Regions from separate parts of the Homo sapiens genome. Here region 1 is linked to region 2. A link is a contact called in ENCODE Hi-C or POLR2A ChIA-PET data. All regions are on one chromosome and are shown on one strand. The core of a region is the stretch at or near the end of the contact, and the rest is flanking DNA. Distances in the headings are between cores, read along the strand shown. Region 1 has its middle 160 kb from the start of MAF. Region 2 has its middle 68 kb from the start of MAF.

Region 1 (5,961 bases), core at 2,601-5,100, 94 kb before region 2:
ATAGAATAGGAAATGATATAAATATTACATTTTAAAAGATTATAAAGAAAAGAGTAGAATATCCACAAAGGTTAGTTCCTTTCTGGTCCTGTTCACAGAGCTCAGCTTTTCATGGATTAGAATCCAGGCAGAAACCCATATCGAGGTACTGGATGCTTCATTAGCCATGGAATGGATTCCAGGGAGGCAACGATTTGTTAATGGTCTGCGACTGGTGATGAGATCACTTGGGCCCAGATCCGGCTGCTTATCTGTTGGGAGTGATCACTTCTGGGTCCCAGCAGAGTGTGGAGAAGCGAAGTGAGTTGACACATCCCATCAACGAAGACTCTGTTTTGTCCTAGACTGGCATGACTTGCTCTAAGAAGTCTGTCATGCAAGGGCTCCACTTACACATATACGCAGTACACCTATACCTATGCACGGACACACGTCCATATATACACACACAGCTGTACACACATATATGTACACACACATACAAGCACACCTGCGACTGTGCACACACACACACACACACATATTCACAACCAGGTGTTGGCACATACCATATGCACATATATACACAGATTCTTCTTTGAAATCTTCCTGTAAATTACAATGAGGGATTGAAAGCCTTGATGTTCCTGGAATTCAAGGCCAAAGCCCTAGATTTAGGAAAACAGGTACCTTCTGTGGTCAAATAGATGCGGTCAATAGCGAAATCTTCTTTAAAGCTACTATTCATTGAGCTTGTACTATGTCCCAAGACTTCATGTACATTCAGTCATTCATGCCTTACAACCAGGCCATGAGGTAGATGCTATTGTTTTCATCTGCATTTCCCAAGGGGAAACTGAGGCTCAGGAAGCTGGAACTGTCTGCTCAGGGTCACACAGCTGGCCAGTGGCAGTTTTAGTCCTCTTCTCAGGGCATTTCTATGTTCTCCCCAAATTCATCTTTCAAGTCCCTACACCAGGAGTTGATGGCTTTACAAGCCAGTCTCCCCCAGTTCACGCCGAGATGTGCATTTGTCTTGACCATATCCTTCGTTATTTGTCCATGTAGATTCCATACTTCGTAGCTAAAAAGCATGAACTTGAACTCGAACAAAGGCTTTTTCTCCAGGGACTCAGAGAGGAGTCTGCTAAAGCATGTGAGGAAAGCTTGGCCTTCAATTCACAGGTAAGGGACCTGCTCTTTGGAAAATTCATTAGCAAGAAGGGTGCAGGAAGCCAAAACCAAAAGCCCTGTGATTTTAGGCATGCGGTTGGAGAAGATTTCACCCATTCATGTGCAAAACCTATGACTCAATTTGTAAAAAGAGCAAAGTCTGTGAGAAATGAGATTCATTTATTTTTATTATTTATTTATTTGAAACAGAGTCTAGCTCTGTCACCCAGGCTGGAGTGCAGTGGCATGATCTCGGCTCACTGCAACCTCTGCCTCCCAAGTTCAAACAATTCTCATGCCTCAACCTTTCAACCAGCTGGGACTACAGGTGCTCACCACCACACCCAGCTAAGTTTTGTATTTTTAGTAGGGATGAGGTTTTGCCATGTTGGCCAGACTGGTCTTGAACTCCTGACCTCAGGTGATCTGCCCGCTTCAGCCTCCCAAAGTGCTGGGATTACAGGTGTGAGCCACCGCGTCTGGCTGAGATTAATTTATTTTTAAAATAGGTCATTTTAAACAACATTTGCAAAACACCTACTGTGCATCAGACATGTGCGTTAACGCTTCTCAAATAACACTGCCGATGACCCATTGGGAACTGGGGTGCCAATTACACAAGAAAAGTGCTTCTCTTGCTTTCTTCTCACTGCTGCTTATTTTTACACCAAAGGGTTATTTATCATTTTGTTCACCAGACTTGACTGTAACTCACTTTTCTGGGTTTCACCAAATTGAGATCACTTCTAAAGGGCTTGTTGGTTGCAAAGACATTTAAAAGGGAGACCCTTGGGCTAACCTTTCCCTTCCCACATGTCACACTTTATATTTGTCGGTTTCACTGGTCATCTTCCCCTAAGATGACGTGATGCCCTCTTGGAAACATGAGCTGGGTCTCCACCTTGGCATCTCCAGCACTCCACCATGCCATGCAGGACCCAGCATCTGGAGAGTCTGCACACACAGGCTCGACGCTGCAACACTTAGCGCAGGCAGGCTTTTGACTGTCTTGGGCAAAGTCTCCCAAGGTGCCTGTTTTCTAAATGGCTGATACTCCTTTGAAAGTGAGAGATCTGACTATTTGTTCAGAAATCCCGCACTTTAGAGTCACAAGCAGGGCTTTCAGAAGTAGTTTGAACGTGCATGAATGGTCATGTATCCCCCACACTGTTAATAACCTCGGCATCTGCCCTGCCCACTCTCAAGGCATGTGTTAAAGACTAAAATGGGAGAAAGCTCTCTCTCTCTCTGTGTGTGTGTGTGTGTGTGTGTGTGTGTGCATTTCTGTATATTTTACAGACAGGAGTAAGGAAGAGAGCATGCTGTAAGGAAACCAAATGGACACTTTGCTGTCATCTTCGCTTGTGTTGCAATCCTAGCTCTCCTTCGTGCAAATTACATGTCATCCAAGATTAAATAATCCCCCGTGTAAAACGGGAACATGAAGACGTACATTACAGGTGTAAGAGAACCCCAGGCTGCACAACCACCGTGTGGCCTGTTTGAGATTGTACAGGTGTGGGACACAGCCACACATCCTGCTTGAAATGCTTCAAGAATGTCTCAACTTCATTAAAGTCGGGCTGATGGGACTTTGCATCCCATTTTACAGTGAGGGAGACAAAGGTGGTTGAGGAGGTACCCAGAGCCAGCCACTGCACATTCCACCCATGTAGTCCCCCAAGGAGGCCTGTGTGCCCCCTCATTTTACAGCTGAGGAAAGGACACCTCCGAGAGCTCATGCCGGTCACCCAGCTTCACCGTGGAGGGGACTGGCCTCTGAAAACCCTGGCATTACTCTCTGCTAGCTTCCAGAGCACGAGCTTCTCGGCCATGACATTCACTAAGTTCACTGAGAGAAACCGTAGGCTGGCATTGGGCAGGCTCAATCCTAGCACTTCCTTTTCACTCCCTCACAACAGAAACTTCTGCCTTGGCTGGGAAGGGGGTTCCCACATGCTGAGACGTGGGCCGCATTCCCCTTTCACCTAGAGTGGGACACAGGCCAGGCGGGAGGTTTCCGCCTCTGCAGGGGCTGCTGGCCTGGGCTTCTAGGAGGCCTGTTTGTGGAGACAGGAGTCGGCCCCAGGGCACCGGGAAGCCGGGGCTACTACTGAGCATATTTCTGGGGCTGGAATGCCATCCCTTGGAGAGCCTGTCTCTTAGAGACGCCAGGTCTGAGCAGGCTTTAGAAAACAGCAGAGGCCCCGTGGCGTTGGGGGGGCAGGGGGAAGAGAGTGGGGGCAGGAGGTTCCCACATGCCAAGCTACAAGGCCCTTTGTGGGGGGTTCCCTCAGGCATTTCCAATTACAGGAGTTATTTCTGCCCCGCAGATTATGTGGTTCCTGCACTTGGCGTGAGGAATGAATCGAGTCATTATTAACTCAGCAGTGTCAGCCCTGGGACCAGAGGCACCCGTTTGGAGGTAGAGCAGTTAATACACGGGCGGATTAGGTGGCTCTTAGGCTTCGCCACAATTAGAAACTCAGGACGTTTGAAATATTAACTGGGGCATGTGGGTAAGAGACAGCGCCCGGCTTCACTGCCAAGGAGATAACAGCCTGGAGGAGGCTGCGGAGAATTATGTAAGGAACGGGGCAGTGGGAAGTGGCATTTGCTGGGTACTTATTTTGCGTCAGTGGCTCCTGCAGACATTCCTCACTTTATCTTCCCGGGAACCTCGAGGACAGGATTGTTTCCTCCATTTCACAGAGGAGGGAAGGGGGCGGAGCTCAGAGAGGGCGGATCAGTTTTCTAAGTCTGCACAGCCAGCGAGGTCGTGCAGAGTCTGCCTTCTCTTGGCACGGTCCTCCGTCCTTCCCTGAGCCCTGGATGATCCCTGCCCATGTCCCAGAGGCATTGAGATGCTAATGAAAAGAAGCGCTAGGAAGAAATAAAAGGAAAGCAATAATGATCACAGTAACTGGTATTTTTCAAGCACGTATTCCATGTGTGCGCTCTGCCACACTTCACAGACACCACTTTTCATCCCTGGGACCGTCCAGGGAGGTAGGTAGAATTAATTATTGTCCTCATCATGTGAGAGACTGAGACATCCTAAGATTAACAATTACATCGAAAGAGCCATAATCAAGCTTGACTTCAGGCCTGTCCACCTCCAAAGCCCCTTCTATCTTAAAGATATTGTCGTGTCCCCTAGCTCCAAGAGGCAGAGGCAGGGATTGAGTCTGGGATTTGCACATCCTAATCTAGGGCACTGCACTTCGCAGCACTGCCTTGCGTTCATTCATCGTTCATTTACGTACCAAGAATAAGAGTGTATTAAGCAGTTCTTTGCACTGCACCTGCACAAGTCCACCTCTTTCACCATCCCTATCGTCCTATGGGGTAGGTACTTACTTTTTTTTTTTTTTTTTTTTTTGAGACGGAGTCTTGCTCTGCCACCCAGGCTGGAGTGCAGTGGCTCAATCTTGGCTCACTGCAAGCTCTGCCTCCCGGGTTCATGCCGTTCTCCTGTCTCAGCCTCCCTAGTAGCTGGGACCACAGGCGCCCGTCACCATGCCCGGCTAATTTTTGTATTTTTAGTACAGACAGGGTTTCACCTTGTTAGCCAGGATGGTCTCAATCTCCTGACCTCATGATCCACCCACCTCGGCCTCCCAAAGTGCCGGGATTACAGGTGTGAGCCACCAGCGCCTGGCCAGCACTTAATATTTATTAATCTCTTCTTGCTCTGGATAAGAAAACAAAGGTTCCAAGGAATAGTATATTGCTGCAAAAACAGTCTGCTCTGCTCCATTGGATGGAAAGATGCAAAACCATAGACACTCACTCAGAAAGAGGTCCATGTTACATAGACCACAGTAAGAGTGAGGACAGAAGATGACAAAGCCAACAGAGGAAGTGCTGGAAGCACCAGCATGGATTCTGCATAGGAGATGCCCAGCAGTCACGGGATGGAAACGACCGAAACAGATCACAGGGGCAACCAAAGAGACCAATATATTAATCACAGAAAATAAAATTTGACATAACCCAGTGCATCAGGGACTTGGGTTGCTGCTGTTGTTGATTTGCTTTTCTTTGTTTTGTTTTGATGCGAGAGGTCTTCTGGCCACAGGCGCTTCACTGAGGTCCCTATTTACAGTCTGGAGAACAGACAGGCACAGTCAGAACCAGATTCCTTTGGCTCAGTTCTATTTTCCACTTCCCTAATTATGACATTCCTTCCCTTTGGACATGGTTCAAGTTCTCCTTTCCCTTGAGTTGCACCACTACCACCTGGATGCAGGAAGGAAGCAATAGATGGTGTGTTTCTAAGAATGATAAGGAAGAAAAGCCAGAAAAGGGGGCTCTTGCTGCCCTGGCTTTGCAGCTGTCTTGGGCCCCAGCACATGCTGCCTTGAAGCACACACCATATTCACAGAGCCAGAAGGTGAGCACCCCAGTGGAAGGGCTGTGTGAGTTGCCTTTGTACCAGTGTGGTGCCTAGCGCACAGTAGGTACACAGGAAGTCCCGACCAGGTGCATGAGTACATGGTGCAGCACAACCTCAACTAATTTCTTTCTTTCTTCTTTCTTCTTTTTTTTCCTTTTGGGACGGAGTCTCGTTTGGTCACCAGGCTGCAGTGCAGTGGTGCAATCTTGGCTCATTACAACCTCTGCCTCCCAGGTTCAAACGATTCTCCTGCCTCACTCTCCTGAGTAGCTGGAACTACAGGTATGCGCCACCATGCCCGGCTAGTTTTTGTATTTTTAGTAGAGAAGGGGTTTCACCATGTTGACCTCGTGATCCACCCGCCTTGGCCTCCCAAAGTGCTGGGATTATAGGCATAAGCCACCACACTC
Region 2 (6,407 bases), core at 2,299-4,798:
GAAAAATTAAAGGAACACATCCGCCATAGAGAAAGTTGGGTGAAGCATATTCTGAAATCTACATACTATTTTAGTAACTTCCTGTGAATCTATAATTATTTCAAAATATTTTTAATAGGGGCACTAATAATAACAACAACAATGCCAATCTTAATAATATCTCAGAGGGTGTTTTGGAAGAGTTAAAAGGAACAATTTATGGATACGTGTCAGCAGGTGTTTGACATTCAATAAATGTCTGAATTCATAGTTGGAAGTATGGATACAAAGCATGCAATAAATATTATTTTAGGCTGGGCGCGGTGGCTCACGCCTGTAATCCCAGTACTTTGGGAGGCCGAGGCGAGTGGATTACTTCAGGTCAGGAGCTCAAAACCAGCCTGGCCAATGTGGTGAAACCCCATCTCTACTAAAAATACAAAAATTAGCCAGATGTGGTGGTGCACACCTGTAATCCCAGCTACTCAGAAGGCTGAGGCAGGAGAATCGCTTGAACCTGGGAGGCGGAGGTTGCAGTGATCCGAGACTACACTACTGTGCTCCAGCCTGGGCAACAAGAGTGAAACTCCATCTCAAAAAAAAAAAAAATGTTATTTTAACTTAATTTTCAATAGAGGATGATGCAAGGTTTGTTTATCAAGTGTCAGGAGAGTAATTTTTCTATCAAAGAGACAGAACAAATATAAGATCTCCCCATTAGCCCCAAGTGAGGGCCAAACAAGTGAATTAGTATTACTACGTATTTTTGGAGTGTACAACCTTGAAGATATCCCATAACAATTTATTTTAAGGTCCTGTTTATCTTTACATTTCTTCTAGCTTGAGAACACACCTGAAGATTCCCATTTCTTAGGGAAACCATGACACAACAGACTACTGGGTTTTCCGTGGTCTCAGGAGTGGTTCAAATGGGCTGGGGGGTGGACCTACATCCATAGTCATGCATTCAGCTGTCCCAACACATCAGGGTCCCAAAGTGCCTACTTCAAATTCAGAGCACCCTGATAGACTGAAGGAAAGAGATGTAAATATTGGGAAGCAGTTTTACTCCATTTTTTTCTCAGGGGAAAAAAATTTTATTTTTGTTTTTGGAAAATGTATGTGGAACACACTAAATAAAAAATCAGCATAAAATATTTAAGGACATTATTCATTTTAAGTGTGTTTCCAGGCATTTACATAAATAGGAATGAATATATATATTTGTGCCTCAAAACAAAGATACAACATAAACACCAAAATGTTAAGAAGAGTTTATCTAATTATTGAAAGTATGACTGAGTGCTTATTATTTTTATCATCATGTTTTTTGAATATTGTGAACTTTCTCTAATGGATTGTTTTTATAATAATAAAATTAACGATCAATTGTGGTTTATTGTATCCTTTCAAAATCAGTCATAGATATCTCTTTGCTTAATTGTTATCCTGGAGATAGTAAAACGGCAGGTCTATGGGTGGAAGGAATGGAAATGATTACTTGTGAGCCACTTCTCTGTAGCCAGAAAGGACTCTTGAGCCAGCCAGATCCTGTGTCTTTTAGGGAGATGGCCCTGGGTGGGGAGAGGCCCAAAGGGAAGGAAACCAGGAGACTTGCCCTAGACTTGCCTGCCAGTAAGTTTCTGGGTAATGTCGCCATTCCCCAAGCTCTAATTTCCTAAATATCCGGCCTTATCAGCTATTTGAAAGGTCAATGGTGTTAAAGTATGTACTCTTAACTTTCTAGATGAAAATCAGGGACTAACATGAGACATTTTAATTCTGTTGCTAGAGCTTGTATAAGCATACCCTTGCCTAGGTGGTTCAAAGGGGTAAAGTCCAGGTCTTCCTAACTTCATAGGATTAAATAAAAGAAAGGCAGTGGAGTTAAGATGAGATAACCTCTATCCTCTGCATCTCATCTCTCTAAAAATCTGGGAATCTTTAAGTTCTCTAGAGCAGCACTCCCCATCCTTTCTAACACCAGGGACTAGTTTCATAAAAGACAATTTTTCCATGGACTGGGAGTGGGGTGGGGATGTTTTCCAGATGATTCAAACACATTACATTATTGTGCATTTTATTATTATTAAATTATAATATATAATGAATTAATTATACAACTCACCATAATGTAGAAACAGTGGGAGAGCTAAGCTTGTTTTCTTGCCACCAGATGGTCCCATCTGGGGTTGATGGGAGACTGTGACAGATCATCAGGCATTAGATTCTCATAAGGAGGGCACAACCTAGATCCCTTGCATACGCAGTTCACAGTAGAGTTTGTACTCCTATAAGAATCTTAATGCCACCACTGATATAGCAGGAGGCAGCACTCAGGCAGTCATGTGAATGATGGGGAGTGGCTGTAAACACAGACGAAGCTTCACCCACGCACTCATCACTCTTTCTGCTGTGTGACCTGGTTCCTAAGAGGCCACAGACTGGTACTGGTCTGTGGCCTGGGGGTTGGGGACCCCTGCTTGAAAAGATTAGAAAATAGGCATCAGTGAGATCTAGAAGGCACAATGTCCTATCCTATTAACTGTGCTTAGTGGTCCAAAGCGGGGTTTGGATGGTCTGGGGACCGTGGGAACTCCTCTTAGGAACATGCCCCAGCATAGGGTTGCCAGAAACAATAGGGAATACCCAGTCCAGTTTGAATTTCAGATAACCAATAAGAATTGTTAGCATGAGTAGGTTCCTATATTGCACGGGATTGACTTATACTAAAATATATTTGTCATTTATCTAAATTTCAAATTGAACTGGGCATCTTGTGACTTTATTTGCTAAGTCTGGCAAACTGACCCCAGTAGTGCATGGTTCTCCAATTTCTTGGATGGAGTGTGGAGTAGAGACATGGCCCCCACTCTGGTTTGAGAAGAACCAAGGCAGGAGGGTTGAGAACAAACAGGAAGCCATTCTCCCATGTCCAACAGCATCATCCGTAGCCACTGGGAGACAAATATTTTATGCAAATAAGAGAGTTGGTTCTAGAGAAGCAGCTTAGATGAGTTTCACTACATAAAAGAAAAAAAGTGAAACAAATGTGCAGTGAGTAAGAAGCTGGTACATTTCAGTGCAGTTTATCTCAGCTCCAATCATTCAATCTGATAGGTGGTCAACTGCTCAGTAGCCAAATGGACTGTTCTCGACTCCGGAGAGAGGCCACAAATTATCTGGCTTCTATAAACTCAGACAAGATTTAACTGGTAAGAAACAAATAAAGTATTGAAATAAAGTATTCTAATCAATTCATTAGGAGAAATGGGGGCGGCCTCTGTCAGGCATGAAGATATGAAATATGCGTCATAAAGCATTCGTGTGTGAGTGTGTGTGCGCGTGCATGCGTGAGTGCAGATACATGTGTGTTTGTGTAGTGCCAGGCCTAGAAGATAGATAAAAATAACACAAAAGAATCACTGAGTACCTCAGATATCTTTGAAGGAGCACATGGACCTTGTCTCGCCCTCCCCAAGTGCCCAACATATCCATGCGGTCAGTGCCAGCTTTGCACAGTTAAAATAAAGAAAACAAATATCCAAATATCCAATATCATTGCTGCAAGCTGGCCTTGGGTCTTTGCCGACATCTGACCTGCTTCACATAACCTCCTGGCCTCTAAAAATAGATATTCTGTGGTACATATAATTTTTATACGATGACTAATACAGGAATGCCCTTCGGGGTAACTTAGTGTCTTAGTTTCTCTCTTTTCTCTCTATATTTATCTATGTCTTCACTGGCCTCTTTAAATAAAAGTTAGTCTGTAGCCATGGATCAAGAACATTAGCCAAGAAATTATTTATCTATGCCTTAAAGGGCTCTACTCTTCTTATCAACATAAGAGTTGCTCATATTTTTTAAAGGGGGCAGAGGGATGGTCTCAGACCTGTTTTGTATTTCTCTGCCTTTACATATCACTTTTCCAGATCCAAGGGTCAGTCAGAAGAGGTTTCCACCCACCCCACTCCTTTTCTATTTTATATACAACTGAGTCAAAAATAGAAAGGTAAATTCTTGGACTATAAAAATATTCCTTATATTAATACTACAGCTTGCTGCTCTAAACCCCAATAAGAAGGGTAGTGTGGTCATTCACAACCACTGGAATCTTACTCTGAATTTTACTTTCGTCCTCTGGTTGAGTGAGAGGGAGGAAGACAGAGGAAGACGGCAGGGGGAGGGGGAATGGAAAGTATGACATCTGTTCAGATCCCCTCATTGTCCATCTGGTTCATAACCCAAACTTTTGTCCGGAGGTAGGAATTCCAGAAACTGAAGGAGAAAGTCTGCTAGGGGGGAAAATAACAGAGATCCATTCCTGACTTCCCGTCACCTTTATTTCAATACCAGTGACCTCTCCGCCACCTCCCAGTGACCTCTGTGCCACCTCCCAGCCGATTAGCTCTGCGTGTGAGGATGTGGAGAGATGAATTTTCTTATCCAGTGATGTCCTTCCTTTGAAAATAACATTCTCCCTCCTCTGTTGCCATCAAAACAATAACTGCTTAATGTCAGTGCACTAAGCAAGGTAGTGGCAAGATCCAGGGTGCCCAGAGACAACAGAGGGCAAGGAAAGCCTGGGAAATTCATGCCCTCCTGTTCATGCTCCCCTCAGCTCACCTGAAGGCCTCACTGTCCCCATACTACAAGCTCATCTTACAAGAGCCCTTTGACTCTGCTTATATTGTAAACTACAATCCCTTGAGGAAAGAGATCAGAATCTACTTGCCTAGGCAACTGGCCTAACATTGGCTATTCAGAAGTACAGCTTGTGAACATCCAAGGAGACTTCTTCCTTACCTTTGAAGTAGACTGTAAATTTGGTTTACACCTTTCAATGAAAACAGAATCCAAATGTCATTTATTATTTTTTCTGTTACTTAAAATAAAGTTAGGTGTCACGCACACTCTTGGTTCTTCCTCCTGTGTCTCCTTCTACCTCACCGCATTACCATGTGGTTTTATTCTTGGGAATACAGGACTTAGGCCAGCTGGGCATCTGAATTTAAAAGACTTGAGTCTCACTCCAAAAATAGTGTCAGAAAGCTGTCCTGGAATGCAATGCCCCAAAGCTAAGCACTCACATACAGGTGAGTGTTGATGAATTACATGCGATATCCTTTTATCCACCAAACCTGTGATTTACAGAATACTGCCAGTACCACCTACCTTGGACACAGGGTGGGGAACATCACACACCGGGGCCTGTCATGGGATGGGGGGAGGGAGGAGGGATAGCGTTAGGAGAAATACCTAATGTAAATAACGAGTTAATGGGTACAGCACACCAACATGGCACATGTATACATATGTAACAAATCTGCATGTTGTGCACATGTACCCTAGAACTTAAAGTATAATTTAAAAAAAAGAAAGAAAGAAAAGAAAACTGTGACCAGTTGTCAGGCACACCCTCTTCAGTGTACTGACTGTAAGGGTCTAGAACTAGAAGAAAGAAAGCAGATTTGGAAAGAAACATCCAAAATTTGATCCCAGGTTCCTCTCTGGACAGTGTGGGCCAACCGCTTCATCTTTCTCAGCTTCAGTTTTACTTTTCTCATTTGTTGGTGATGATGATAACAACAAAAATATCCCCTCCTTTGTAAGCTTCCTTTGAGGATTAGGTAAACTGCTCTTACATCAAAATCCTGCTCAAAGATTTTGACCTTCTTTGGTGAAACCTTCATTGACTTACTTAGGACAAAGTCAATTTATCAATTCTGCATTTTGAATTCGCCAGGAAAGGTGAAGCTCTCTAACGAACCACCCACAAATCTCAGTGGCTTTAACTGACAGAGGTTTACTTCTTATTCACGCTGAATTTCTATTGCAAGTCCCTAGAGACAGATGTAGACATTGCTTTTCACACTGTAGAGTTACTCAGAGACTGGCTGTGGATGGCGCCTCGGTTTTCTGATACTATCATCTTAACATGTAGCTTCCTTATTTTCCAGAGCAGGGGAAGAGACCTTAGGCAATCATGTACTAACTTTTCAGTGCTTCCACCCAGAAATCACACTTGCCACTTCTGCTTGTTTTATGGGTCATGGCAAATTACAGTACCGTGCTGAGTGGTCAAGAGGTGTGTGAAAATATCTTTGGATCCAGGAAGGAAAGGAAATATTAGAAAGTATTAACACCATTTTTCCCACTTGTCTATAATATGCATTATTCATAAAGGACTGAAGATAGCATCAAGCATTGCTTCTTCTTTTTTTTTTTTTTTTTTCCGAGACAGAGTTTTGCTCTTGTCGCCCAGGCTGGAGTGCAATGGTGACATCTCGGTCACTGCAACTTCTGCCTCCTGGGTTCAAGCAGTTCTCCTGAGTAGGAGTCCTCAGCCTCCTGAGTAGCTGGGACTACAGGCACGTGCCACCATGCCCAGCTAAGAGAAAGGGTTTCACAGTGTTGGCAAGGCT

The links. A loop is a pair of places that touch in the nucleus more often than their neighbours do. ChIA-PET counts read pairs that join two places held with the same protein, here RNA polymerase II (POLR2A). Pooled maps may share reads with other maps.
Region 1: a map of gastrocnemius medialis shows a loop between it and region 2 (2.5-fold over the local background). The contact joins two enhancer-like sites. A Hi-C loop is called at or near these places in 2 of 168 maps with a recorded cell type or tissue (Right ventricle myocardium inferior and gastrocnemius medialis) and 3 of 50 pooled maps. POLR2A ChIA-PET finds 5 or more read pairs at or near these places in 1 of 52 experiments (activated CD4-positive, alpha-beta T cell).

Annotation. Positions count from the first base shown.
Region 1 is chr16:79,434,746-79,440,706 of GRCh38, forward strand. It overlaps a transcript of MAF not described here. Among named protein-coding and RNA genes, the nearest start is that of MAF, 160 kb to the right of the region's middle. Within about 2 kb of position 3,851, at least 12 of the 41 ENCODE cell types and tissues checked have a DNase peak (open chromatin) inside an H3K27ac peak, as active enhancers do; they include gastrocnemius medialis, where a contact is called at or near this core.
Region 2 is chr16:79,529,388-79,535,794 of GRCh38, forward strand. It overlaps a transcript of MAF not described here. Among named protein-coding and RNA genes, the nearest start is that of MAF, 68 kb to the right of the region's middle. Within about 2 kb of position 3,549, at least 2 of the 41 ENCODE cell types and tissues checked have a DNase peak (open chromatin) inside an H3K27ac peak, as active enhancers do; they include gastrocnemius medialis, where a contact is called at or near this core.